Linked DNA regions of Mus musculus: regions 1, 2, 3, 4, 5 and 6 are each linked to region 7. A link is a loop called in an ENCODE intact Hi-C map of the cell type or tissue named here. Cell type or tissue: left cerebral cortex. All regions are shown on one strand.

Region 1 (4,000 bases), 630 kb before region 7:
GGGCTAGACCACTTGCCTGTGGAACTACTTTGATTTTAAGTGCAAATATAGATAGTCACCTCTGATTGTCACTTGCAGTAGAAACTCTCCTGTTCTATACACAGGATGGCCTGAAACAGAAGTTTAGAGAGATGCAGAAAAAAAAAAGCATAAGGTAATAAAATCCAAGTGCCTGAGTTCTAATACCAAAAAGCCCTGAAATCAGTTATTTTTCACTTGGGGTGTTATGACTCTTTTTCTTGGTTGTATTTACTGCTTGGACACTAGGATGAGTTAGACCATTAAACATCCTGCTATTAAGAGAAATGTTTTAATTGTTTTGAAAGCTTGAAGAGTTATCTTCAGATCAGAAGACAAGCAGGAGCACAGCAAGAGTCATCCTATTTTAAATGTTTGGGTGAGAGCGCAGAAGGGGCTTTTCCAGTTGCAAGGAGTGACTGTAAAGGTTAAAAAAAAAAAAGTATTTTTTTACTTCTCACACAATGGGCAGCTTTTAAATCAGCATCCAATCAGGACTCAGACCCCCAATCTTTCCATTAAAAAACAAAACAAAACAAAACAAAAAAACAGTTAAGTGCAACTACTATTGGAAAGGGAATCTGGGTTTAGAAAAAAAATAAAAAAGACACCCCACAAATAAGAGCTCCAGAAAATTACATTTGGGCTCACAGAAACTTCTTGCTACCTCATTGTGTAACCATGTAACCTAACAAACTTTCACTGAATACCAGTTACACTTTCAGGTCTGAAATCTAGTGCATAAACTTAATGGCTCATTGTGATATTTATTATTCAACCTTTTGACATTTATTTGTAGCAGTTGAATTGAGGTACCGGTGCATTATTACCATTGAAACAGTAAAGTGTTCCAGCTCTACCATAATAACTGAGTGTTACTTGAGTCTTTAGCCTGAAGTAGTCTGTGGTATGTAAACCAACCCTTCTCCCACCCCTCCCCCACCATAAAAAAAAAAAAAAAACAACCCGCAATGGGAAAAAAAAGTAATCCGATTTTTGTCTTCAAAATGCGATAAACCAGGACTCCAAAAGGGGTGTAACACCATTAATGGACTTGGTACAAGCCATCCTGTGCAGTTTACAACAAAAGGAAGGTAATATGGTTCGAGAAAATATCTTCCAAAACATTTTTTTATGAATTAAATTTCCTGAATTTGTGACTAGGTGGAAGAGGTATTGCAGAACCGCCCAGCTGCCATTTCCATATAGGATGGGCCTTGTGAGGAGGTTGGGAATCCTTAGTGGTGTTTAAGGAATACGCTGGCCACAAATCCCCATCCTTCCCAATAATGAGTGAAGGTGGACAAGGAAAATTTGCCATGAAATTAAATGGCCTTTTCACTGCTGATGCTACATTGCTGGCTACCTTTTTGCGTCTGTTTAAAACTGTAAAGTCATCCAGTGTTCCTTCATGTGTCTCAGTTTTACCTGTAGGACGAGGGCTTCTAGCTGATTTCAAATTTGGTTTGACTGGAGGTGTCTGAAGGACTGGTCGTTTGCCCAGTACTAGTGTCCGGTAATTTTTTCTCACCCTGGCACCAAATTTATATTCCCCATCCTCAGGTTTTGGAGATCCTAAAGTGCATGAGAGGCCCTGACTCTGAGCCAGTGGATTTAAGGAAGGCGTTTCTTTCTCAGGGCATGCAAAACCTTCCTTGGCTGTGGGTACCAAGGCGTCCTCCTCCTTCTTCTCAGTCATATTGTAAAACTCACCCTCGGCATCATTGCACTCCCACTTTAGCTTATTTGTAATAAGCTCAGGTTCATATTCTTCATTAGCACTACTGTCTTCTACTTTGATTTTAATATTGTGCAGAAATGGCAATGTCTTGTCACCTGTACCAGTGCAGAGACTCTCAGCTTTAGTTGCTGCTGCTGCTGCTGCTGCTGCTGTTGCTGTATCCACTCTGGGATCACTTTGAAGAGAGGGTAAATCCGTAGCAAATTCAGGACAATGAGGGATTTTGGAATCTTTTCCTGAATTTGCTGTTGTTCCACACGAATCATTATTTAAGAACCTAGCAGCTATTGTGCTGTTTTCTGCACAGTGTGTAGTAGGAGTTGCTTGTAGGCATTTCCTAGCCTCTCGGAGTATTCTTTGTTGTGGAAATACATTGTTTGTCTTTGGGCTAGGTGAAGAGGCCCCCTCTGCATGGCAGTTAATTGTCAGGTCAGTTCTCTTTACAGTACTGGATATTTCAGAGTGTGGGAATGTAATCTCAGATACCCTATCGTTTCTTATCTCTGGGAAACAACTCCCCAAGCTGGCCGGGCAGTACACCGGAGTCCCTTTGGGAGCCCAGCTCTGCAGACTCCACTCCTCTGGTGACTCGGCTTTGACACTACTCTTGAGGTCGGGAAGTCGGCCGGCATCCTCGAAAGCAGCGGGTTTGGTTGCAGCGGCGGCGGAGGCCAGATGGTACAAGAAGTTGGCCTGCGCCTGCACGCTGGGAGGCTTGCAGAAGCTGGTGCGCCTGAAACGGATGCTCTGCACTGACACTTGGCTGGACCCGGAGCTGGAGTCTGACTCGGTGGAAGAATCCTCCTCCTCCGAGCTGATTTCACTGGAATCCGAGGCCCCGCTGCCCCCCTCTTCCTCCTCCTCCTCTTCCTCCTCCTCCTCTCCTTCCTCCTCCTCTTCCTCTGAGGACACCGAGTTGCTGGAGCTGGACAAACTGGAGCCAAAATCCGAGTCATTGGCTGCATGGTCGGAGTAGGAGCTGGACTCGGAGTCGCTGCTACAACTCTCGGGAAAGCTTCCTAGATGGGGTTGCGGCCGGTGGTGATGAGAGGGGTGGTGACTCGGCGTTGGCTGCTGGGCTCGGTGGTGATGGTGATGATGATGGTGGTGATGGTGATGGTGGTGGTGGGGAGGCGGGCAGAAGCTGTTGACCAGATGAAACCTCTCCAAGCAAGTGGCCCCGGCCGCCGCCGCCGCAGCAGCAGCCGCCGCTGCTGCCGCCGCCGCCGCCTTGGCTTTGTAGGATCTGGGCAGCAGCAGCAGGCGCCGGGCTCCGGCGTGAGGCGGGAGCAGGCAGTTCTTGGCGCCCCCGCGCTTGCGCTTGCAGCGGTAAGTCAGGCTCACTGGGCCTCCCGCGCCGGTCGCCGCCTTGGGCTGAGGCCCGGCAGTCTGGTAGTAGGCGGCGGCGGCGGCGGCAGCAGCAGCGGCGGCGGCGGCGGCGGCGGCTGCAGCCGGGTGCTTGCTGCACAGCAGGCTCCGAAAATAAGCGGGGTCCGAGTGGAAGGCGACGTAGTTTCCCTGGAGCTGGGCAGTTTCATAGTTTAAAGAGGATTTGCAAGGCGAGCGAACGATCTCCGGGTAGTGGGAGCCCGGGTATTTGCTAAAAATCTGAGGTAGATGGGCGGCGGGGCGCGCGGCGGCGGCGCCCGGACGCTGGGACTGCGCGCTGATTGGCAGGGGCCGCGCGGCTCCGCTCAGGCCCCGCCAAAGTTGGTGCTTGTCCTTCCAAAAAGCCGGGCGGGGGCTGGCGGCGGCGGCGCGCTCTGGCGGCGGCGCCTTTGTGGCCAGGGCCCGACCGACTCTCCTTCGCTTGGTCTTGAGCACACGCTCGGTTTTGCAGGATGTGTAGAGCGCTTCTACGTCTTCCCGGGAGATGAGCGTGCATTTGGCCGCGTGGAAGGCGATACTGTTGATTGCTTTGAGTTTCCGCAACTCCTCCAGATCGCAGTGGTGCTTTTTCACTTTCAGATGATCCATGCGCTTGTGCACGGTCGTCCTCGGGATGTTTTTCAGCAGATCTGTGAAGACTTGGGAGAGAGCAAACATTTGCTTCCCTTTAATGATGAGGTAGCCGAGCCTCACGCCATCCACCTCTTCGAAACCTGACTTCAGGTCTCCCATCTCGGGCACTAAATGATCCCCACCATTTGCAGTAAATATATACGTGACGCATACATACACATGTATGTATGTTAATCCTCCGCCAGATGCTGCGTGTGTCTCAAGGCATCCTGCTAATAA
Region 2 (4,000 bases), 320 kb before region 7:
TTGTTGAAAACCAATTTTTCCTTCCTTTGTGAGAGGAATCAACTACAGATAGCTTCTGGGTTAAGGATGAAGGCTTGTGTCCACTTCCCCTGTCAGGCTCTGTGCATGCTGTCACAGTCTATAAACTGGATAGAATCTCTGATGATGGCTGAACAAAATACTAATCTATGAGTACAGTAGAATGTCGTTAGGAGTCTTTGTACTGCTATGTTCCTTTAGCAGAACAGTACTATTTGGTTTCCCCTGGGTCCATAACCTATCTAGTCCCAGGTTAATTGGCCACTAGAGCAGGGTGGGAATGGGTTCCATCTTATGTAATACACTTTAGTTTCAAGCAGAGAGTGGTCCCACAACTTCTGTGCCATTATTGCATCAGTGTATCCTGTAGGCAGATCATCATCATTGTAGATCACAGTGTTTGTATCTGGGTTGGTTTTAACTTTCTCCTCTGGTAATGTGCAGAGTAATTTTCAATACTGTGAACATTAGTCAGTTCTAGGTAGGGACCAGCCCAACTTCTCCATATTCAGTAAGTTATGTAGGTGTATCTTCAACAAGAGGACATTGCCATCAATGTTTGAAAACAACCAATAGCCTTGGCAATAACTTGGGTTATTTGGGGGTTTCAATGATGCCTCTGTATCCAACAACTCAATTAGATATAACCAATTTTCAACACTGAAAGTTTCATTTTGTAGACAGAGATGCCTAGTTGGGGCTTTGCCTCCTTTGTTATTTGGTAATTCCAATTTAGATTTCTTTCATACATGTATATATTTAAAGCCCCTTCTATTGTAGTAGGTTTCTATATAACCCCTAAATGGCCCTTAGTTCTAACTATCCCTTCCCATATTTCATCCTTTACCCTACCTCTTCCCTCACCCTCCCCATTTGGTTCTCCTGTTACAGTTACCCATGCCCCTGTCCACAGAAAACTATTATTCTATTTCTCCCTCCTAGAGAGATTCTTCCCTCCCCAGTAGTCCCTTAGTCTATACTTAACCTCTGTGGTTATACAGATTACAGCCTGTTATCTAAAACCTAACAGCTAACATTCACACATAAGCAAATATATACTTTTTCTGTAGTAGGCTGGCCTGATGTTGCTTGTATTCTATGCTAATACTGGTTCCACAAGAGGTGGTTGTCCCCAACGAGCAGACCATTATGTACTCAAGTGATGTCATCGTGAAACTTCTCCCCAATTTAACTGGTCAATAAAAGGTTAGAGACTGTGATTGGGCAGTGGAGAAAATGGTGAGACTGGAGGCCCGAGAGGGAATTACAGGTAGAGAGAGAGGGACAAGAAGAAGACAGTGGAGGAGGAAGCCAGCATGGACTAGAACCACATGGCCAGGAGAAAAAGAAAGTAACAAGGGTCCTCACAGCTGGGGAATAAGTTAGGATAGTCTTAGATCTGCCCAATCTAGGCATATGGCTTATAATTAAAATATCTGGATTGTGTGTCTTTTACACTGGCTTATTAGGACTGGAAAATCCACCAACAAATTGTCGCCCAACGTGGGGCTTAGAACTAAACTAACCTGAGATAAAAGTTCACCCCACCCCGACCCTCAAATATAAACAACCAGAGCTGTGTTCTAAAGCTGCAGCAAGGTCAAAAGCAAATGCTGAGTGGGTCTCAGGGTGTACAGAGAGCTATACACCCCTGCACATACCCCAAACAAAAGGCAGCATACCAGCACCGAGCTGGGATGTTAGGGGGCACCAATGTCACAACACAGTTGGAGTTCCCTTCGCCCCAGAAAAGGACCACAGACGCTGGGGTCATGGCTACTTGATACACAGCTGAAGATCAGCAGCTGAAAAATGGCTGCTAACTTTTCAAAGCCTTCTCACAGGCACATGTTTAAACAGGACAGCCAGACCTGCTCTCCAGACAGCTTGTACTGCAGGTTGCATTCTAGACAAAAACAAAAAACAAAAACAAAAAAACCCAGAAACCCCAAATAAAAAACAGCAATAGCTCAGAAGCACAGACACCTCAGTTTTTCTAGTCAGCCCCTACCTATGAATAGAAGAATCAGAAAGGACTGGAATGTCCTGAATCAAACACCAGAGGGAGACAAAGGTACAAGAAGCTCTGGATCAGGTAATAAGAACTATAAATTGATAATTCTGGGGAAAAAAAAGACATCTAAAGGTGACAAATAAAAAATACTGTGGTGGTTTGAATATTTGGCCCAGAGAGTGGCACTATTAGAATGTGTGATCTTGTTGGAGGAGGTGTAGCCTTGTGGGAAGAAATGTTTCACTGTAGGGGTAGACTTTAAGACCCTTCTCCTAGCTGCCTGGGAGACAGTCTGTTCCTGGCTTCCTTTGATGAAGATGTAGAATACTCAGCTCCTCCACTGCCATGCCTGCCTGGATGCTGCCATGCTTCCTGCCTTGATAAGAACGGACTGAACCTCAGAACCTGTAAGGCAACCCCAATTCAATGTTGTCCTTACAAGAGTTGTCTTGGTCATGGTGTCTCTTCACAGCAATGAAACCCTAACTAAGACAAATACATTCTAGATTTTATGTGATGCTATTTTGAACAGTTTGAAAGGGATAGATTTAAAGGCAACTGACAACTTGCCAGTTATCATTATTACAATCTTAAGTTTCAGTTTTATCCTAATAACCATCTTCATTTTCTATGTCTTCACAAAAAAACAAGTCCCTAAAAGAAATTCACTAGCTTTAGAAAAGGGATGTAAAGATTTTATGAAAGTGGTAAGGCAATAGAGAGAATTCAGAAAATTATAAACCCGAGTATGAAGACAGGAAGAGAAATGGGCTGAAAATTGGCAACAGGAGCTAGAAAAAGACTATAGTACAAAAAATTCAGAATTTCATAGATCAAACTTAGTAACAGAGAGATAGCAATAATATTTGGAAGCAAAGCCCAGAGGATAACTTAATAAAGTTAATAAATCAAAATAAATAAGATGTTACAATATCAGAATTACAACATAAAGAAAAATAAAAATTATGGAAGCAGGGCTTAGAATAGAAGATACAGGAATTTATAGAAAAGAATGAAGAACAGAGAGAGAAATTTAAGACTTGACAATACAGCCTAGAGGAAACACTGGAACAAAAGGTACTGGAATTTATCGCTCATGCGATAAGCAACAGAGCGAGGAAAATGAATGTTAGAGACAGGAGCTGGAAAAGATGCTAGAACAAAAGATGCAGAATTTTACAGATCAGACTGAACAGTAGAGAGAAAATAATGATATTTGGAAGCAAGGCCTGGAGGATATTTTATTAAAATTAATTGATCAAAATAAACATTAGAATATCAGAATTGCAATACAAAGTAAAATAAAATATGGAAGCAGAGCTCTGAAGAGAGGATACAAGAACTTATGGAACAAAAAGAACAAACAGCAAAAGGAAAAATGTAAGACATGGGAGCAGGCTTTGAAGAAGAGGTTACTATAATGAAGAAAATGCCAGGATGACAGAGAAACAAGCACTGGAGAGATAGGAAATATTGGCACAGCCCTTAAGAGAGAAACAATATATTAATCAAGGAAAATACTCAGGTAGAGACAGAAGATAAAATTAGAAAAAACCAACCAAAGATTATTAAAAAGCAAATTTTAGTTTATCCGGATAATATACAACAGAGACTAACAGACAATAATATTCCATTTAAATGGCAATCCATAGATATTTTACAGCTAAAAAAATTAAGGAAAATTTCACTAATTTTGGAATACATTTACCATTTGTAAAACAAGTCCTGACTTCTTAGGCTATCAAAAATAAAAATAACCCCCAAGGATGGGAAAGATATGAGAAAAGCAATATTAGAACCTGGATCATATTTACAGTAGTTCTCATGGTAGAGAAAAGAGGCTAAGGAGATAGATAGATAGCACAACAAAATAAAGTCAGAGGTATCAATTTTCTAAACATCAACTGCTTAGTGATTTTGGTCGTTTTGCTGAGATAGAGATGCAAATCAAATATGATGAAGAAACCT
Region 3 (4,000 bases), 650 kb before region 7:
AGGCGCTAACACCTACCCCAGGGACCATCGGCCATCCACCCGCGGGGCGGTTCCCAGGCCCAGTGCCCAGGGGGAGGGGAGTTCCCACGGTGTGAATTATCCGCACACTCAATGCCAGCAGCCGGCCTTCAAGCCCTGTGCGTTCCAGTCCCGGCTCTCCTCCGCCGCTCCCGGGTCATGGGTGTGCCATAGTCCAGGGACAGTCTGCAGCCCCATGCTCCCAGGCGCCAACCGAGAGGGAATAGACTGAGACCTCGCGGAACTCTACTTGCTCATTCATAGGGTTTCCTCCAAGAAGCTGAAGTTCGTGGAGGACACTTTCAAGAGTTTTCATGTTTATCAGTCGGTTCAAGAAAGAAAGAAGAAAAAAGAAGTATAGGATAACACCGAGCAGAGGTCGCTGAAGATGCGAGACGTAGATCCCACACAGGCTGGACGCGTGGTCCAGTCCTATAGTACGTGCACCTGTCCACGAATTTGCTGGGAGTGAGAAGATTCCGAGATTGGCCAATCTCATCCCATGCTCACAGTCACTTACGTATAATAAAGAAAAGTAAAAGTTTGCTTTCCAGTTATAGAAAGGCCTTGAAGCAAGATTTAGGCATCCTCTTACACTGCTGGGAAATATCAGTGTGACTTGTCGATCCATAGTGGGACATCCAAAGAAGAGGTTCTGCAGATGGTGAGGCCAAGGGTCCAGAAAATAACATCAGTGAGGGACAGACTCCGGGATTCTGGTCCGTCAGGCCCGTTTCGCTTGGGGGACCCTTGCGCACGAGGGTGAGGCGAGAACTACCAACCTCCACCCACATTCACTAGCGTGATAGATTATCAGGCAGTTCCACCTTAAGAGTCCCGGAGCGCCCGGCTGCGGAGATCCCTGGCACCTGCAGGGGGCGCTGGTGCCTCGCGGTTCCTCCCGCGCCAGGGCACAGCAGGCTCTGCAGCTTCCAGGCCTTAGTCCCCGGAGGGGGTGGGGACCCTAGGGAAGGAAGGGCGCGGGTGCGGCCGCTAGGTAAGGAACCCGAGCCCTCCAGGATTGAAAAACAGCCTCAACGAGGCGCTAGCACCATGGAGCTTTCCGTCATTCGGGCCAGAGAGGAAGTGCAAGCAGGCGCCCTTCCCTGCCCCCACCGCCTGCCTTCCTGCGTCCCTCCACCTCCGCTCTCCGACCCCGGCCGTGCTTCCCAGACCCTTTGTTCTCCAGGTTGGGAGCAGCTGGATGGGTTCCCCGGGGAGGAGGTGTCCCCGCTGCACGTGGAGGGGAAAGGATTGTCCCCAGGCTTCCGACCCTCAGTTCTCGCCTTTAGAGTCCCCTGAGCCCCACCGCCCTCTACTTGGGCAGCTCCGTGCGGGCTTTCCCGCCTCTCTTTCCACGTCGCGGCCTCCCGGGTCTCCAGGAAGAGGAAGGGTAAAGACTGACGCCAGGGGCTAGAGAGACCACGTCTACTTCCAGGCGCTGAGAAACTCCTGGGACTCGTTTGGGCCTGAACCCACACGCCCGCCGCAGGTCGCAGAGGACATCCTCGGACCTTGGGCGCATGGTCCCGGCACAGCCTCTCTTCGTGAGGACCCCAGAGCCCTAGAAGGGAGAATGGGACATTGTATGTCGCGCCCAGGAGTCTGATTGCAAACGAACGCCCTCTCCACCCCACCCTAGGCGGCACCACCCGCGTCGCCCCTCTGCTGCGCGTGACCCCAAGGGCTTGGGCGATTGTGTCTCCCTGAGTACAGTTACAATTGTGTTCGGCTTAATTTCTTACTTGTTTGAAGGCGTCGCGGAGTAAAGCGAGGGGAGCAGGATGTGGGGTGGGGGAGGGGAGCTAGAGCGCGAAACTGCGGGGGAGGGGAGGGCAATTGCACAGTGAAGGGTCCCGTGTCCGAGGTGACCAGGCAGCACTGCTTATCCAGGCCCAGAATCTGGGCCCAGGAGCCGTAGCCCGGCGGAGCTCTCCCCAGCCTCCGCCCTGTGCACCAATCTCCGCAGACTGCAGTCCTCATTCCTCGCACTCCAGCACGTTTGCTCTCGGCCGGGTTGGGGGAGGGTTCCGTACCAGCAGGGTGTCACCAAGTAGGTGCAGCGGCTGGAGTAGCTGCTCGGCCTGTGGATGTAGGCTCCAGGCTTACGGGAGCCCCCCTCCCGCCTCTTGGCTTGACCCAGGTCCTCACTGGCTGGTCTAAAGGCGCGCTAGCTCTTCTCTCCGCAGCGGGTTCCGGGGGACACACCCCGTCCCCACCCCTGAGAGCTGGCGGCCAGCTCGGTATGCCAGGCGGCCAGACGGGCGCCCTGCCAAATTCCGCGTTCCTCTCCAGGAGACGGGGAATTGCGTCCCAGGCTCGGGAAAGCCGGTAGTTCGGGCTTGGGACTGGCTTGCAAAGCCTCCCCCCCGCACCCCCAAGGCGCCAGGGACGCCTCTGCAGGTTGGATTCCTGCTCCGTATCACTTCAATTTTAATTAATCTTTTAAAACACCGCTGTCACGTCGCTTGCAGAAAATTAATCAAACTTGAATCCTTGTTGCATAGCAAGAATTTCGATCCAAGTCTTTTAAAAAGGACTTGACTTTGCAAAGTCACGTCTTTTACAGTTCCTTCATTCCCCCTTTAGCAAGGGAAATACTGCAAAAGTCAGGACATGTTTGCTTCTTTCTGCCTTTAAAATGAAACTCTGCTTATTTCTGATCTTTATTTTCCTGTCTTTGAACAAAAAAAAAAAAGTTAAGCGATAAATTGCCTACCCCTGTTAATTCAAAATATAATTAGTTTGAATGATCTTTGTTTAAGAGCCCAGATAAACTAAGATAATCTTAATTTTAGTGTGACACGACCCCTATTTTTCCTTGTGAATAATGAGAATAAAGAAGTCATTAATTAATACCAAGGTATCTTCATAAAAGATGGTATCTAGTGGTGCTGGGACACTGAAACACTGGTTGTATTAGTAATTGATACTGTATAATTGAACATGAAGATAGTCATCTGTTTTTAACCTCAAAGCTCGGAGTTTATTTCGTGATTACTGAGCTTCTAATAATTAATTTTAGTCCCTTCTTGATGCAAAAATAATTCTTAAGAGTCCCAGTTTCCCATGCAACAGAGGCTGCTTGTTAAAGCCCACCCCTCAGAATGGCTGCGAAGCTATGCCATGCAGCAACTCTTCCTGTTCCATTATTAGAGGTGAATTTGCACCTCTGCCTTCATGTCTAATCACATTTCCCTTTGCTGTGACTTGCTAAAATACAAGAACATACGTATCTTTGTATTGCTGCTTTGTCTCCTTGCTGTAGTCAATTGACGCAGCTTAATACATGATTCCTAAGACTTTCGATATTTTACGTTTCTAAGATTTGAAGACGAATTCCATTAAAGAATCAAAATTTTTGTAGAGTGGTTGCCACACACCAGACTCTGATCAAACCCACAACCTGCATTAGCTTACACCTTTCTGTTATTAAAACTGCAAAACACATTCCCCCTTTCTAACATGAACTGAAAAACAGCTACTGCAGTTTTCTGGACTAAATTTAGTGTTAGTACAACTTTTGGCCTTAATATAAAATCCTCTCCACAGTAATAAGGTCTTCCAAATAACAATGGATATTTAGACTCTAACTGTAAAGTGTCTAGTTATTTCTCACCATGAATTTGCTAATGGCCCTGCCTTTTGACCAATCTAAAAGGCCATATGATGTTTTTCTCATATGTACAAAGTTAGGAAAACCTTGTGATATCTCTCTCCAAACACGTGTCACCCCAAGTAAGTATGAAGTATTTTATACCACATCAATATTCTTAGAATCTACTCTGCTCCATCCATCTGAGCATCCTGCTTAATTATCAGCACTAGTCCTGAAACTGTTGGAAAGTACTTCAGCTTCACTCTTTAATTCTCCTTTACTACAATTAAAACTTTCGGTCAGTCTATGCTGGTGTAATACTCTTTTCTTGGATCTTATATTTTCCCACTATAATTTAGGCTGAAATGGGATTAAAACAGGATC
Region 4 (4,000 bases), 460 kb before region 7:
CACCCTTAACGACAGTCCACAGGTACTTACGGGACAGGGCCTCTCTAGAAAACCACTCTTTAACAACATGCATAGTGGCTAAAAGCAGAAGCAGCTCTGCTGGAAGTTGGAGGCTGAAGCCAGAGTGCATCTTTGCCAGGCCTGTTCTTCAATGAGAGGAAGAAGACCATTGGCTTCCTAGGGACTTTGTGTGTGGTTATGCCCATGATAATAGGTCAAATTGCCACCACCTTCAGGAGGCCAGCTGGGTCTGCTTGACAGACTTGGACTCACATCTTGGAAAGGAGGGGTTGGGGAGGGAGTCATGGAACAGTTATGTGAGTAGCCAGGCAACCCCCACTATCCAGCTGTATGCAATTCTGTTCTAATTGCATGTGCTTTAGGGTCTCTGGAAGGTGTTAGACTCTGTAGGTAGGAAGGATTAGGGAAGCTGGCTCCCTCAATGAAGCCTTGGGAAGACACCATCCCTTCCGGCTGCAGACCTTCCAGTGTGGCTGCTTTAAGGTCACCTCTGCTCCAACCCATAAGCCCTCATCCACTGTAAGTAACCCTATATAAACTATATAAGGTTAGCCTGCATGGACTTTGGAGTTGTTGGTTTGTCTTTGAGACCTTAGGCGAAGGGGCAGACATTGAGTTTTGGCAACAGCTCATCACACTGAGAGGCCTTACCTGCTAACAGTAACATACTGGGTACTGAGGTGTCATTGTGTAGAACTGGGCATGACCACAAACAGCACACTGTAGCCAGTGGAGCACATCTCTTGCTTGGCAGCAGTTTGAAGTTTCCTTCTAAAGTTTCAAACAAGGGGCTGGACTGAAGTTCAATTTCCATCACCTACATACATGGTGACTTACAGCCATCCATACAACAGATCTATGGGATCCAATGTCGTCTTCTGGTACACAGACATACACAAAAGCAAAGCATTCTCTCCAAAACACAACAAAACTGAAGAACAAGCCCAAAGCGTTTTCAAGTTTCAAACAAAAGCAAGAAATTCTTTAAAAATTTTAGATCCATGTATTCATGTGCATGTGTCTATGTGGGCTCGGATGTGTGTGCTGTACCACAATATGAATGCAGAGGTCAGAGGACAGCTCCTGTGAACATGTGCTTGCTGGAGAGTGAGTGCAGACTGGCAGGCTTAGCAGTCAGCGGTTTTATCCACTGAACCACCTTCCAGGCTTAAATTTCTCATTTGACAATCAAACTTATTTGCTTTATCTCAAATTCCACCTGGTGCACCTGTTTTTCCCTCCTTCGCTGGCCAACAGAGGACCTCATATTTTTGGCACCACACTCTCCCCTGGAAACACAAGGAAGGCCTGTAAATGGCACCTTACAGCATCTATAATTGATTCATTCTTTCTTTCTTTTTTTCTTTCTTTCTCCCCCCCCTCTCTTTTTCTTTCTTTCTTTCTTCCTTTCTTTTTTTTACTAAGGCACATGATGTTTAGAAATACTGAGGTACAAAATATAAGTTTCTGCATGAGATTTCTCGAGTACTTGTTTGGAAAATGATGGTCATTGATCGTCACCTTCCAGAAGATTCAGCTTTTAGCCTGCTTTTTCTTTTGGACCAGTTCAACCAGCAGCTTGTATCTAGCAATGCAGTCTTCCTGTGGGAAATAAAGAAAGAGGTGGTGACAGTTCTTTCTTGGGTCAGTGCTCCTGGTGCTGTCAGCTCGCTGTGACCTCTCTGCGAGTTACTGCCCAGTCCTAATGAAGAAGCCTGTGTTCATTTCCTTTACAATCTTCTGGGAAAGCCTAGTTGGTCCCAGGCAGACCTGGTCAGAGAAGATCTGCTGCAGGAATAGCTGAGGGTTGCCTATGGAGTGCAGTGTGGCGTCCCCACTCAGCTTGCTAACCCTTCTACCATGGGAACTCCCTCTCATCACATCCCAGTCCAGAGAATCCAAGAAACCTGGGGCTACAATGCTCTCATGCTTTGCTCGTGCTTCTCCCTGGTGGCTGCTGGGACCTTCCTATGCAGCACAGAACTAGCATGGACGGTACCTCATGGAGTGGGAAAGGTGGAGAAGATGGAAGGAAGTGGCCGCTATTTTCAGGTGGGCATGATATATATTTTAGAATCTATTCTCTTCCTGTCTAGATGATACCAACCCTATGGTACTGTAAGCATGTTAGTTCAGGGTCCAGGGCAAATGACTGCTGTGCTAAACAGTGTCCTTAATCAGGTACCCGGGACAGGATGGGTGCATCAGTGTAGGATGAGCATCTTGTGGTGAGTGCCTCCCTACATTCCACCATCACCCACCCATGCCTTCAAAGTATTAGCACAGAAACAGCCATGGCCACTCAGCATTCAGCCCTCAACAGGACAGTGTGGGTAGTGCTGAAGGCTGAGCAGGCAGGAGGCAGTGTCTCCTGACAGAACCTGAGCTCCCTCCAAGGCAGCTGACACCAGATGGTCAGTGGGCATCCCTCCCGCGCCTGTGGGGTTAGGTTGCAGTCAAAGCTAAGGGATACTTGTGGGCCATGGAAGCCCTGCTCCTCTCTGGGGCAAACAAGAAGGTTCTGCTCCTCTCTGCTGCTTTAATTTTGAGCAAAATTCAATTTATTACACATGTAAATGGCTGAGTCTGACAGAAGTTAGAGAAACTCAGTGAAATAATTACTTTCGGCAAACCAGCTGTAGAGATTGGAAGAATTTGTGCTTAAAGAGATTAATTGCTAATGGCTTATTTTTCTCTCCAGAAACTCAGTTTCATCAACGTAAAGTAGGTAGACCTGTGCACTCAGGGATATGCATGGCCACAAGCTAGGCTTTCCAACATAGAATTTCAATTAAGGAATTCAATGTGCCCAGAGGCTGCTTTTGATTTCTGTGTGCTCCGGGTGCCTCACACTTGGAACACAGCCTTCAGGGAGCACTGGGGAGGACGGCTGGCCTGGAAACCTTACCCAGGAGCTCCAAGCCTCCCAGTACAAATCACAGTGGTGGGGAGGGCACATTGGGCTCTCAGCAGGTCACCTCTGCTGTGTTTGAGAATGGTGTCTTAGCAGCCGCTCATCTCTGGGTGGCCAAGTGCCACCAAAACCAAAGCATTGCCACACCGAGTTACGCTGACAGTGTAGGGGTTGGCCCTGCTCACCCTTTGGGTCACACTTGTCACAGAGCCAGGGGACCCTACCCCACCTTCTGTGGAGCAGGGACACTTCTTGGCAGCTCTGTTTCACTCATAAAGTACTTCCTGAGTAGGACAAACTTTCCAGTAGGCTGGCAGGCTGCAGTGGGAAGTTTTTGTTTCTTTAAAAATATGTACACATGTTTAAATACATACACACATTATATATCACATATATCTATAATAAAATATATTACATGTATGTATGTTTGTTTGTGTGTATACATGAATGCATGTTTACACGTGTGGCCAGACACATCCTGGGACAATTTGAGGGAGTTGGTTCTTTCTTTCCACCATGTGAATTGCAGAGATTGAGCCGTCAAGCAAGTTTGAAGGCCAGCACCCTTGCCCACTGACTGAGTTCTGTTTCATAGCTCTCATTTTCTTCGAGAAGAGCGAGCTATTCTGCATAATGGCTATTCTTAGCATCCTGACCTCATCTCTACCTTGGCAAGTGTGCAGATTCACGAGCTGAGGAGAGACGAAGACAACTGTGAAACACAAGGTCCTGTAGCCAGTGGGGCATGGAAGAAAGGGCTGTAAGCCGGGGAAGGAAGCATGGGTCCACCCACTCCCCTGCAGTGTTACATACCTTACTCTTAGACGGGACACATTTGGCTATTTTGTCCCAGCGGTCAGAAGCTCCTTTAGGGTATTGCTGTAATGCCAATTCCAGAAGTTTCTGCTGACTCTGAGTCCACGCCTCCTCTGCAGCACGAGTTCTTTCTTTTCGTTGTTTCTCTTCGTCACTGGAATCGTTTTGTTCTGATATATCAAAGTCTTTTTGCCTCTTTCCTCTCAGCTTCTCCTCTGGCTCCACTCTGGTTACAGCCTCAGCCGCCCT
Region 5 (4,000 bases), 90 kb after region 7:
TTGTAAACACAATAAGAGAAAAAGTTTTCATTGCAAACACCAATTCACTAGCTACAGATGTAGATGAAAGCAGATTATGTATTTTAAGTGGCTTTCAAGGCTAGAATTTTAAGCAGTAAACTGCAATAGAAAAGCAAGTTTGCAGGTATGTGATCTTTACCAAGGCCTGCAGCAGAAATCATTACATTCATGTGTTTGCAGATTATGTAACAGGTTTTAAGTGGCCAAGAGAGGGAGGATTTTGTGGTTAGAAAAGTGGAAATGTTCTATTTAACATCTGACCCTACTGAGTCCCATCTCGAATTACTGTTGATCAAATTACAGATGATTGGCAAGCCAGGTGGGAGGCAGAATGTGTCTGATGAATCTTCAATAAACATGTTGCCACAAACCTGTGCAATTATTATTAAAATCATGAACCTAATGCTCTTATATTTAAAATAGTGTCAAGAAAAATTGTTTTGCAAAGCACTGTGAGCTAGAGGTTGCGGTAAAAGGCTCATAATTTATCTTCTCCTAGTGATTTTAGAACAAGCAAAACAGCTTTGTGAAGATGCACTAAAACATATAATTAGAGATCCAGATTAACAGTTTTATAAGCATAATTGAAAGTATTTTTGTTTTACACAAACATGCATCTCAACTTTTCATACTTCCAAATGTTGAAAGCATGTAAGAGCCTATGATCTAGGAATTAGCTTGTATGAGGAAACACCAATTGAAACCAAATAAATAGAAGCCCAAACTTTTATCTCTCTCCCAAGCCCAAATATTTGGCAATGATTCTCAACCGATTGCCTTCTAAACTAGCACTTTAATGAGACAGTAATCCAGAGCCAAAACAGAGAGAGAAAAAAAAAAGTTTGTCATGGTTGTGAAATCTTTAGGAAAGTATACGTAACACCCAAACACTGCCAAAGAAAAGCTAACCTTGAGGGCAATTTTAAGTGTTAAGATTTGATGAGAAGATGGAATCCCAGGGCATCAAGAGCAAGGAGAAACAGAAAGGAAAACAGATACAAAGTAGCACGTTAGTGAACACTTGTGAGAAAGTACTGCTGACTGTTCCTAAACAGAAAGGAAAACAAATACAAAGTAGCACGTTAGTGAACACTTATGAGAAAGTACAGCTGACTGTTCCTAAACAGAAAGGAAAACAGATACAAAGTAGCACGTTAGTGAACACGTATGAGAAAGTGTAGCTGACTGTTCGTTCTGCAGCTTTCAGGCAAAGCTCAAGCCTTGGGAGTGTCCGTGGTAGAGACTGATATGCCGGGTAGTGTTTGTTTTCTGCCTCTGTGAAGGTTTGTCTCATACTGTTCTAACTCACCTTGCGCTGGGACCTTGGGCAGATAGAGGCAGAACATTCCACCATCAGGGCCCCTATAAGGAAGCAGGGTTGAATCTTTACCCTCATTTGTTGGGGGTTATCTGTCAGGGAGGGAACAGGAGTGGAACCCTCCGCAGAAAGGCCAGCCCTGGACACCACGAAGCAGAGGTGGTGGTGAGGTTGGTGGGGCTAAGTAAATCTGGAGAAGTACATCAATTGCTCTGGGTGTTCTTTAGGCAACAACATTGCCATATTGTTCTTTAGGATATTTTCTTTCTATTGTTGGAGTGAATCTACTCTTAGAGGACTTAGTTCTGAGAAGGATGCTTTTAAGGCTCATGTAAATTTCCTAAGCAGTAAATATTTTTTTCCTATCAGCTTGTCTCTCAGTCACCTACCCCCTAGCAGCAGCTTCTCCCCCAAAACAGACACCCTACTTCGGCCAACTTTTGAGGACATTATTTTACTTACAGTTTGAGCAGAATAAACTTTATATACCTTTAGATTACACTTCTGTGAATTGTGGCAACTGTGATGTAATCACCACTGCTTTTGAGCTATAAAGTTATTGTCCAGCCTGCAGTGTACTACTTTCGTTTTCTGGCCAGGCAAAGGCTTTGTTTACAGCTTTTAAACATGGACTCTAGTTGGTCGTGATCTTTTCTGCGATTTTCCTCATGTTATGTTTTCAGATCCTTGTGAGTTGTTACCTGTATTAACACTGAGTTAATGCTAGGTTCCTTCTTGAGGGTGTGATGTGCTTTTAGACAGTGTTACCTGCATTATCCTCATTACTCCTCACCATCCTGACCAGAACAGCACTCCACTGACCAGAACAGACACTGGTAAAACCTGCTCCCTGGAAGTGGGCGCAATCACCCTCGGATGCAATCCAGGCCCAGAACGTCCCCGAAGCTGGAGCTGGGCGGCCGCTGGGCCACTGGAGTGCGCAGATGACGGATCCTCAGGCTCACAGAAGGTAGAATCCTGGCCAGAAAATAACCCGAACTCGGTCTAAGGCAGCGGTTCCGGGAGCAGCATGCTTATAAGAGCAAGGACAAACCGCACTACACCCGGCGTTTCCCTCCGCGCGCGGACGGCTCTACTTCCCGGCTGGGCGCTTGGCTCGGGGATCGTGGGGCTCGTAAGCTCTCCGTGGGCGCCTTTCCCGATGTCGTCGCTGGGCTTCCCGGGAGCAGGGGTGGCCGCGCTGCCGCCGCGCGCTGCACAGAGCTGACCTTGTTCTGCGCGGTGTCTGCTTGAATGGCGTCGGGAGTTGGGGTCGGGACGCGTGGGCCCAAGGCGCCCCGGCCTGCCATCCCCTCGGGCCCCGCAGCGGACTTTCGTTTTGTGCTGAGCGCCAGGGCATTGTTCCCCTACTCATGGACTCACCGGGTGGCTTTGTCTGTCGGCCTTCCTGGGGCGGAAGGAGGGCAAAGGCTGGGGCGTGGATTTGGATTGTGCACCACCTTCTCCTTTAGCTTTGAGCCACTGGCCGTTGTCCCCTTTAGGGTTTTGATCTTTGGGTTTTATTGTTTTCTTGTGCTCAAAATTGCGTACAGAAGCTAGTTTTCTGGCTCTTTGCACCATCATCTTGTGTTAGGAGAAAGGAAAGAAAGGAAGGAAGGAGGGAAGGAAGGAAGGGAAGGAAAGGAGGGAGGGAGGGAAGGAAGAAAGAAAGAAAAGAAAAGAAAAGAAAAGAAAAGAAAAGAAAAGGAGGAAAAGAAAGGAAAGGAAAGGAAAGGAAAAAGAAGAGAGGAGAGGAGGGGAGAGGAGGAGAGGGGAGGGGAGGGGAGAGGAGGGGAGGGGAGGGGAGGGGAGGGGAGAGGAGGAGAGGGGATGGGGAGAAGGAGAGGAGAGGAGGAGAGGGGAGGGGGAGAGGAGAGGAGAGGAGGAGAAGAGGAGAGGAGAGGAGAGGAGAGGAGAGGAGAGGAGAGGAGAGGAGAGGAGAGGAGAGGAGAGGAGAGGAGAGGAGAGGAGAAGAGAAGAGAAGAGAAGAGAAGAGAAGAGAAGAGAAGAGAAGAGAAGAGAAGAGAAGAGAAGAGAAGAGAAGAGAAGAGAAGAGAAGAGAAAAAAGAATATGAGGCCTCCTCGGGATGGTGTGCAACCCTTGGCAGAAGCAATGTGACCTCGGGGCCTAGGGGAGGGAATTGACCTGTGTTAGAATTAGGGTTAGGGGTCCTATGATTTAAGACTATCCAAAGCAAACGTGGGAAGAAACTGAAGTCTAAGAAGTCATCATCTATTTGTTCATACAACCTGTCAGGAATGAGAAAACAAATAAGTAATAGCAAATAAATAATACCAGCAAGGCGGAATGTGAGCTCAAGGCTGGCTTTAGAACTACTTTTCGCCAATTACCTCCCACAGTCATGACATTTTAAACCTTTTGCATACAGTTTATGTATTTGCTTATTGGTTTCTCTCCTTCCTGTAAACCTACTAAAAAAAAAAAAAACAAAACAACAACAACAACAACAAAAAAACACAGGAGTTCACTTTTTTTCCCTGGAGCCTAGTATGTTATTTGGCAATATATACAGCATTGCAGATATTTACTGAATCAGCAAGTTAAAAAAAAAAAAGCATTACTTAAAGGTCCTGTGAGTTGAGGATAAACATACCACAGGACACAAGGAAAATGGTTCTTAACTCGCTTTTACTTTTTGA
Region 6 (4,000 bases), 610 kb before region 7:
CCAGTTTTAAAATAATTGGACTTCCAGTGTGTCAACCTGTATGCATGTATGCTTTCACAAAATTTCTGCTTCAGATACTATTATTTATATATAAGCGTGGCATAAACTGTGCATCTTTCCTGTTTTTTTCTAAACACATTTTCCCTTTTTTTTTTTTGTAAATGTCAAAACTTCATATAAATGACAGTTTTGTTTTTGTCTTGAAAAGAGCAAGTGTTTACCTACATTTATTAGGTGTTACAGAATGAGGTAAGATTCTTACCCTTTTTTTTCATACAAATTAGTTCCATCTCAAGAACTAAGCTCCAATGTATTAAAAATAAAATGAAATGTATTTTTAAATTATTTAGTGCATAGGCTTGACTTCAGTGTTTGGGAAGTTCCACATTGATTTGCACCAAAATTAGTCTATATTATGAGGCAAAACAGGATTTAGACAATGAACTGACTTCCTTTGTATAAGGGTAAAGGTAAAATATTTGGTACAGTTAAAACAGTAAACTTCTGTTTGAAAGTTGCCCTAGCTTTGTACAAGTCATAGTTATGTTAAGAGCATCATTAGAGGTCCAGAAATTTATTACCATATCCTCCTAAAAATGTCATTTTACTAATCTGTAGTCACCATTTCTAAATGTATTAATATTAAAACAGAATCCTTAGTTTTGTGTCCCTTTGGACATATTGTCTTCCTATCACAAGCTTTGGTAAATCCCCCATTAGTTTGGATTTCACATAGCTTTTGAATATATCTGACCACAGATGCTTACATTGTGCTGTATCGATCACTATTCTTACAACTTTAGCAATTATTTTGAAATAGGAAAAGAACAGCCACATTACCCTTTTTGAACATTTTAAAACTTAATATATTTTCTGTGGAGTGCTTAGAACTTGGGGTGTTTTAGCATCATGTAAGTGTATTTTCCAGACCATATTATATTGTTAGTTTCTAATAAGCCCTTTGTACTTGTAATTAACCAAAAACCATGAAGTTGCCTTGGAACTGTTTGTCATTTAAATAGCCTATTCATAATTCCCATTTCATGCTAAAGTTTAATGAACGAACACTTTTTGCTTAAAATCAATATTGGGTGTACATGGAGAAAGGATTAGGGAAACATTTTTTTGGTAGCTTAAAAACTACTCAATATCTAGCTAATTAATCTGCTAACATTGGTCTAATCTAATCTATATTTTATTTGTGTATTGGGAGGAAGCTCTCATATTTCTCCAATTTAAATGACATCACATTTGAAAAGGTAAATTTGGAGAATCGAGCTAAGATTAGAGGAATCCTCAATCTAAACTGGGCACCACACTCTCAATGCTGTTAACCTTTGGTGACAGGCTAGAACGTGGGTTCCTTCCTCCTTTAGCTGCATTTTTCCAGATCAGACTATTACGTTGCTAACGCGACCAACCACTTGTATACCTACCAAGCTATAATGCAGTCTTGGGGCTCCCGCTCAGAATATAGCCCAAACACAGGCTTTTTGCCTGTCTGTGATGCACTTTCATTTGCCACGGGGGCCAAGAAGGTGCGTAAGTGGGCGGTAGATCTGGTAACACTTCCACTGGGTGAACTTTGGGAAGAATCCAGGACGTGAATTTAATGGGTGGCGAAGCTGCGACAGTACTGTGAAGTTAGCGCGGCCAACTGCAGGAAGCCATGCTTCATTACACCCTTCATGGAAGCTGGCACCCTCTCCCAACCATTGTTACCCGCGGGCCAGTTCTCGAGGCACAGGCCTTCAGGTAGGTTCCCGGCGCCACGAGACGCCCCCGGGGGCGCCTCTCAGCGACCCCGGCCCCCACCGCACCCCGCCCCGCCGCGGCCTCTTCCTCATGCGCGCCCGGGGCCCGCGAGGCGACGGCCGCCCAACGTCCCGGCCCTCGTGCGCCCCAGAGCCCTCCGGTAGACTCACTCCGGCCGCGCTGAGCAGCCGACTCCGCTCGTCCCCCACCTCCGCACACCTCGGCGCCGCCGAGCGGTGCGGGGGAGGGGAAAGCCTGGAGGTAGGCAGGGGCCAGGGGACGCGGCGGCGCGCACGCAGGCCTCGCCTCTCTGGGCCGCCTCCCTCACGCCGGCCGCAGGGCGGGCCGACGCGTACGCCGGGTGACGCTCGGAGGAGGAAGCGCAGCCCCTTCCCCTCCCTCGCCGCCCCGGGCCCAGCGGGAGCCCCCCAGTGCGCCTGTGCGGAGGCCTGCTTGATTATGTGTGCCCTCCTCGGGCGGCGGCGTTAGCGGCCGGGTGGAGGTGGGGAGGGAGGACGCCGCGGAGGAGGAGGAGGAGGAGGAGACGGTGGCGGGGAGGTGGGGGGAGTCAGCAAGGACATGGCTCCTGACTCCTGTGCGGAACGTGAGTGACTGAGCGGCAAAGCCCGAGTGAGCGAGCGGCCGAGCGGGCGGGAGGGAGGGCGGGCGGGCTGGCGGAGACCGGGCCGGGGTCGGTCGGTCGATCGGGCTGGCGGGAGGGCGGGCGCGAAGGGCTGCGTGTGGGGAGCTCTCGGTGGCTTGCTTGTGTTTGTTAATGGTCCCCCCCAACTCCCTCTTAGATGGTCTCTAGCGACCGGCCCGTGTCACTGGAGGACGAGGTCTCCCATAGTATGAAGGAAATGATTGGAGGCTGTTGCGTTTGCTCAGACGAGAGAGGCTGGGCCGAGAACCCGCTGGTTTATTGCGACGGGCACGGCTGCAGCGTCGCGGTGCATCAAGGTAAACACCCAACCGCCCGCCGGGCCGAACCGGCCCGCTCCCAACCGTCACGGCTCCCCTCCCCCGCCCGGCGGCAACTGCCACCGCCGCCCCTCCCCCGGCCCGCCCGCCGCCGCCGCCGCTCCGCCCCCGCCGCCGCCTCGCCCCGCCCCCCGCCCCGCCCGGCGCGCAGCCCGCGGGAGCCCGGCGTGGTCGCCGCGGGCTCGGGCTGTGCCCCGGCCTGTGGGAGAAAGTGCGTGTGGCCCGGGCTATCACGTGACTCCGCGCTCACTCAAGTGTCATTAGGTGGCCGCCGGCGTCGGGCCGCGTCCTGCGCAGGGTAGGGTGGGAGCGCGAGACCCGCGCTGGAGTCACGGTGACGGCGCGTGGTGGCTTTGGGAACCGGAGGCCTCCTCCCCCTCCCCTGCCTGCTCCCGGTCTGCCGCAGCGTTGTCAGGAGACTTCCTGTGGCCTGGGACAACCTGCCTCTGAGTAGAGGGAGAGAGAGAGAAGGTGGGCCCTGCCCGCTGCACCCAGAGCTCTCTGGCATGGACCCTGCTGTTGGGGGCCACTGGGTGCTTCTGCGAAGACACTGGAAGGTGTCCCTGAGGGAGTGTCTGGGCTGAGCCGACCTGGTCATGGACCCCAAGAAGTAGTGCTGGTGGTGCCCCAAGAGCCTTTGGAGGTTGAGTCTATTTTTAGATGTTCTCATGGGGTGAATGTTTTGGGTACCCCCTTAATCGCCCCTTCCCTCCCACTCCCCCACGGGGAACTCTTTAGCATGTTTTTCTGCTTATTGAAGACTGTCCCTTTCAAGTCGTTAGGGGATTGGGGGTTCAGGACGAAAGACTAGATAATGTTTTTTTGGGTGACTCACTGTGTAGTCTTAAACAGATCCACCCTTCCTATTCCTGAAGTTAAAACTGAGTGTTGGAAGGTTTTAATTTTTACTTTTTATTTTTTAAATGAGACAGGGTTTTCTCTGTAGCCTTCACTGTCCTGGAACTTGGCTCTATAGCCCATAAATGGCCTCAAAATTAAAGATCCTCCTGCCTCTGCCTCTGGAGTGTGTCCTACCTGGGAAGTTTTTGTTTTTTACATAGGAGCTTGCTGTGTAGCCCAGGCAGGGTGCAGACAAGCAACAATTCTGCCCCTCAAGTATGGGAAATGAAGGTGTGAGCCTAAAGGTTTTGCTTTTTTTGGGGGGGGGTAATGTAATGGGAGGGTCTTCCCAAAGGGGAGAGAGGTAAATGAAAACATTTTTGCTTTAATTTTAGTTTTCATTTTCTTGAGTCAGGGTATCATC
Region 7 (4,000 bases):
GGTGTGCTTTCACTCTTTTGAACTTGAAGATGAGGTTCAACAGTCTTTAAGTTCAGAGTGGAATGAAACGAGTTAAGAAGAGAAAGACACCATTGAGAAAATCCTGAAAGTTTTTCTGTAGATACTACAAAATTATCATTGTCTTTCAGTATAGGCAGATCTCTCCCTCATATAACTGATGTTTCTTGGCGCTTGGAGTACCAGATAAAGGTAAAGATAACAAGCTTTTCTGTAGAGGGAGTTAGAGGAACTTTTTTTTTAAAAAGGTTAGAGTTAAAGACTGATGTTTTGTGTTGTTTTAGACCAACCAACTTCATAAGATGTACCGACCTGGATATTTGGTGACCTTAAATGTAGAGGTATGTATAGATCCTTGTCTAAAAATTATGTGTAATAAAAATTTTCATTTCCTTTATATAAACAAACATTTTTTTCTTCCATAGAACAATGATTCCCAATCCTACCCAGAGATTAATTTTAGTTGCAACATGGAACAGTTACAGGTACAGTATTAGGACCTTTAAATGTTTCTTTCAGTGGGCATTTGAGAACTGTTATGGAGACTTTATAATATTCCCAGCATCAGGTAATGAAGGTTGGTTTAGGTTTTAATGGCAAAGAGAGAATGGAAAGCAGAAATTTAACATAGATTTCACTTTTAAAAGTAACATAGTAACATCCCCAGTAGCCTGCATTTACTGGTGCCCCTAATTGAAAAATAACTTTAAAGTTTGAGTTCAGCACACTTTCTTTCATTCCATCATGCATCTGACTCATAAAACTGAGCAAAAGTAAGAGATTGGAGAATGCCTTTCACAAATTAAACTTCCAAAGTTTTAAGCAGGAGTTTTAAATTACCCTATAAAGGGAAAGTTCACACAAGTTCTTAAAACTGTTAATATTTTCAGTGTAAAACTGAAGAAATTAAAGTCTTCGTTGATTGATGGATATGCTAACGAATTTCTTACCAATTAAATAAAATGAAGATCATTCCTGAAAATTTGAATGAAATTAAATGTTCCAAAGACATCTGTAGTCACTTTAGAGTAAATATTAGCGAAACTTTAAACAGAAAATGTGTGTGAATCATAACCTTCCTTAGAGAAGTTGAGAGATAATTTAGATATTCTCAGCCTGCAAAAATTCTGTTAGAAATTCCCTTTTAACTAGAACTTGAATACCTGATTGGAGGACCAGATCCAGCAGAAGAAGCGCTTCTTTTCCAAAGGGCTTTGCGAGCTGTTGAGCTCCCGTGGACTCCTTAGGTGTTCTTCCTTCCGACTGTGTTCTTGCAGCTGCTTCAGAGTTGCTGCTTCCTCACTTGTATGCCCAAGTTGTGACATGATTGTACATCTTTTAGGACTTGGTGGGGAAACTTAAGGATGCTTCAAAAAGCCTGGAAAGAGCAACTCAGTTGTAATTTGGGGAGGCTGATGACCCCAGGAGCCTAGAGGAAAACCAGACGCGCCTTGTCTCCTGCTGGACCATCGTTCGCGCGAGCTGGATGTCATTTTCAGTGGAAAAAGAGCTAGCACCCTTTTGAAGTGATGCCAACCATCAATTTTGACACTTTTTTTACACATGTGAAATGGTTAAGAGGGAGACTCTTAAGCATCTGGATTTTCAGTATTACTCTTGCGTTCCTTCTATCTTGAGCGTCTTCAAGCCCTATTAAAGTATCGTACCCTGAATAAATACGGTGGTATTCCCACAAGAAGGGCGGCATTCTGTTTGGAGTTTGTGTGTGACTTTGACGACTGAGTGTGCCAAGCACATCTGCCCTGCGTGGGCTCGGACGCCTGCCTTGCCCCAGGTTAAGTGTTTCGGGAAAGGTGTGCGGCCGGGCCGTGCTCGCTGCCCGGCCCGCCCGTTACCTGCGCCCGGCCCGCCCGACCCCGCGAGCGGAGCCAGCCCGGCCGCTGCCCGCGCGCGCCTCTTCCCGGCCGCCAGCGGGCGGGGCGGCCGCTGTTGTTTCCGCGGGCCCGATCCGGCGCAGGTTCGGCAGGGCCGAGCCGGGGCAGCGGCCGGGCGCCCCCGGCGGCGGGCCCCGCGGACGTGTGCGCCAGAAGCAGGAGACATGGTGGGGGGCGGGGCGGCGTGCGGGGCCGAGCGGGCCGCGCCGGGAGAGCGGCGTGTGGCGCTGTGGAGAAATGCCTCCGTCGCGGCCCCGGCGCGCTGCGCGGGGAGGGGAGGGGGCTGGGCGCGCGGCTCGCGGCGCGCTGCGAGGGGAGGGGGCGGCCACGGGCCCGACTACACCGACACTAATTCCCAGGCCGCCCTTAAGGAATGAGGGGAGCACGTGACCCGGCGGGGGGCGGGGGAGGGGGCGGGCGGACTCCGAGCCATTTTGGAGCCGGTGTCAGTTTCCACTCTGCCTTCAGCCGTGCATTTTTTTCCACCCTCCCCTCCCCCTCCTGGTCCTCCCTCCCCTCCCCCGCCACCCGGCCCGCAAGCACACTCGGCGCCCCCCGCCCGCCCGCCAGCCCGCCTCCCCCACGCGAGTCTGAAATCATAATCGTAGTATTAAAGGCAGAGATCGGGAGAGACAATGGGGAGGTTGGCGAGGGAGCCCCGCGCAGGCTTAGCAACACCTCCCGGCCCCGCAGAATAATACGGCTCGGCCCCTCTGCGCGCCCTCCCCCGAGCGCGGCCGGGAGGCGGCGGCTGCGCCGAGGAGGAGGAGAGGCCCCGAGGAGGCGGCGGCGGAGGCCGCGCGGAGGCGGAGGAGGCCGCGCGGGAGGAGGAGGCCGCAGCGCGCGAGCAGGAGGCCGGCGGGGGAGCGGCATGAGCGGAGCGCGGCGGCCGTGGCTGCTCTCGGCCGCGCTCGGTGCCCATTGACAGCGGCGGCGGCGGCTCGCTCCAAGATGGCCGCTTGGCTCGCATTCATTTTATGCTGAACGACTTTTAACTTTCATTGTCTTTTCCGCCCGCTCAGATCGCCTCGCGCCGGCCGCTCTTTCCGGGTACGTAGGAGGCGAGGCGCCGACGGGCCGTGGCCGGGGACTGGTGGGGGTCGGGGCGGCGTGGAGGGGGGGGGGCGGAGGCGCTGACAGCGTGGGCAACCGGCCCGCGCCCCGCGCCCGCGCCCGCGCGCCCGCCGCCTCCCGCGGCGCCGGACGCCCCGCAGCCCGCACCAGCGCCGCCTGACCGCGCTCCAGCCGCTCCGGCCGCCGCCCGCGCCCGGCCGCGCCGCGCCGCCCCACGTTTTAGTTCCCCGCTCCCCCGAGCGCCCCTCGGCACCCTCGCGCCGCACATGGTCCCCGAGAGCGGCACTTGTGTCTCCAGCCTGCGCGGCTCCCGCGGCCGCTGCGCCCTTTGTTGAGAGGTAGACTTTGCTGAAACGGGGACGGGATCCCGAGATCGGGCGCTGCCTGGGTCCAGTGGCTTCCCTCCTCTCCCGAAGAAAGGGCTCTGGAGGTCTTTGAACCTCCAGGGAACGCCCCCATTTTATAGGGATGGGTACTGTGGGGAACAGCGATCCCGACGAGGTGGGTGTTAGGCTGGGGGGAGCCCCGACAAAAATGTTATTAACTTAAGTTGGAGGGACACTTGTGTGAAATTGGATGGCTGGTAAGATGGCGGTTCCCAGTTGTTTCCAAGGTCTTGTGCATTTGTGTTGGAAAGGGTAAAGTTTTCAAGGTGGTATTTGTTGGGAGTCGAGGACAGGGGTTCCATACGTACTTGGGGCGAGCTCTCAAGGAGGTGGGCATTTAAAATTTGAGCTTTGTTTTGGAGTGAAGCCGGTGACTGTACGTTAGCCTTGCTGAGCGCCCTTTCTCTCTCCACTCTCACCCCTCCTTTTTTCTTCTTTTCTCTCGAAGACACTACAACTTTCCCCTTTGCTGTGGGATGAGCTGAGACTTAGGTCCATTGCATTTTATAGATTTTGCTAAATGTCAGAATAGGTCATGAAGTAAGGGGATGGATGCTTCGGAGAAGGAGCACTAACGCGTTGATTGCTTATGTTTACGTAGTCATTTGGACTTGACAGCGCTGGAGC

The links. Hi-C counts contacts between places; a loop is a spot of excess contacts. Peaks named below come from ENCODE experiments on the same cell type or tissue, not always from the same donor. Only the 100,000 strongest peaks of a DNase experiment are listed, where the experiment ranks them.
Region 1: a loop joins it to region 7, with 4 times the contacts of the local background. A loop is called at or near these places in 20 of 42 quality-filtered maps.
Region 2: it touches region 7 in a loop (2.9-fold over the local background); 2 of 42 quality-filtered maps call a loop at or near these places.
Region 3: a loop joins it to region 7, with 5 times the contacts of the local background. A loop is called at or near these places in 17 of 42 quality-filtered maps.
Region 4: a loop joins it to region 7, with 2.3 times the contacts of the local background. A loop is called at or near these places in 3 of 42 quality-filtered maps.
Region 5: it touches region 7 in a loop (2.3-fold over the local background); 12 of 42 quality-filtered maps call a loop at or near these places.
Region 6: a loop joins it to region 7, with 5 times the contacts of the local background. A loop is called at or near these places in 16 of 42 quality-filtered maps.

The regions. Positions count from the first base shown.
Region 1 is chr2:18,044,460-18,048,459 of GRCm38, forward strand. Skida1 (SKI/DACH domain containing 1) reads right to left here and starts at 3,990. Exons shown (of 1, transcript NM_028317.3): 1 at 1-3,990. The coding sequence starts at 3,880. The coding sequence ends at 1,151. In left cerebral cortex, no CTCF peak of the experiment used is centred here; DNase peaks (open chromatin) are centred at 1,699, 1,876, 2,472, 3,128 and 1 more place; H3K4me3 peaks cover 2,923 bases; H3K27ac peaks cover 2,304 bases.
Region 2 is chr2:18,353,422-18,357,421 of GRCm38, forward strand. The region is part of intron 1 of Dnajc1 (DnaJ heat shock protein family (Hsp40) member C1); the gene reads right to left. Among named protein-coding and RNA genes, the nearest start is that of Dnajc1, 37 kb to the right of the region's middle. In left cerebral cortex, a CTCF peak has its summit at 2,077 (motif pointing right); a DNase peak (open chromatin) is centred at 2,074.
Region 3 is chr2:18,026,657-18,030,656 of GRCm38, forward strand. All of the region lies in intron 1 of Gm33085 (a long non-coding RNA gene), which reads right to left. It overlaps A930004D18Rik (RIKEN cDNA A930004D18 gene), which reads right to left. Exons shown (of 2, transcript NR_028376.1): 2 at 1-1,582. Gm17762 (predicted gene, 17762) reads left to right here and starts at 593. Exons shown (of 1, transcript NR_028378.1): 1 at 593-3,921. In left cerebral cortex, CTCF peaks have their summits at 897 (motif pointing right), 1,101 and 2,347; DNase peaks (open chromatin) are centred at 28, 907, 1,363 and 2,187; H3K4me3 peaks cover 2,694 bases; H3K27ac peaks cover 1,742 bases.
Region 4 is chr2:18,215,703-18,219,702 of GRCm38, forward strand. It overlaps Dnajc1 (DnaJ heat shock protein family (Hsp40) member C1), which reads right to left. Exons shown (of 12, transcript NM_007869.3): 11 at 3,749-4,000; 12 at 1-1,623. The coding sequence ends at 1,555. Among named protein-coding and RNA genes, the nearest start is that of Gm39761, 21 kb to the left of the region's middle. In left cerebral cortex, a CTCF peak has its summit at 2,345; DNase peaks (open chromatin) are centred at 2,407, 2,953 and 3,636; H3K27ac peaks cover 596 bases.
Region 5 is chr2:18,764,710-18,768,709 of GRCm38, forward strand. No RefSeq gene overlaps it. Among named protein-coding and RNA genes, the nearest start is that of Gm3363, 5.8 kb to the left of the region's middle. In left cerebral cortex, no CTCF peak of the experiment used is centred here; a DNase peak (open chromatin) is centred at 2,450; H3K4me3 peaks cover 1,981 bases; H3K27ac peaks cover 1,148 bases.
Region 6 is chr2:18,062,480-18,066,479 of GRCm38, forward strand. Mllt10 (myeloid/lymphoid or mixed-lineage leukemia; translocated to, 10) reads left to right here and starts at 2,106. Exons shown (of 23, transcript NM_001252560.1): 1 at 2,106-2,385; 2 at 2,556-2,715. The coding sequence starts at 2,556. In left cerebral cortex, a CTCF peak has its summit at 1,662; DNase peaks (open chromatin) are centred at 1,561, 2,090, 2,679 and 3,053; H3K4me3 peaks cover 2,644 bases; H3K27ac peaks cover 2,108 bases.
Region 7 is chr2:18,674,507-18,678,506 of GRCm38, forward strand. Commd3 (COMM domain containing 3) reads left to right here. Exons shown (of 8, transcript NM_147778.4): 5 at 150-210; 6 at 303-359; 7 at 444-503; 8 at 1,361-1,725. The coding sequence ends at 1,420. Bmi1 (Bmi1 polycomb ring finger oncogene) reads left to right here and starts at 2,512. Exons shown (of 10, transcript NM_007552.4): 1 at 2,512-2,963. In left cerebral cortex, CTCF peaks have their summits at 2,096 and 2,328; DNase peaks (open chromatin) are centred at 1,336, 1,507, 1,761, 2,241 and 4 more places; H3K4me3 peaks cover 2,567 bases; H3K27ac peaks cover 1,994 bases.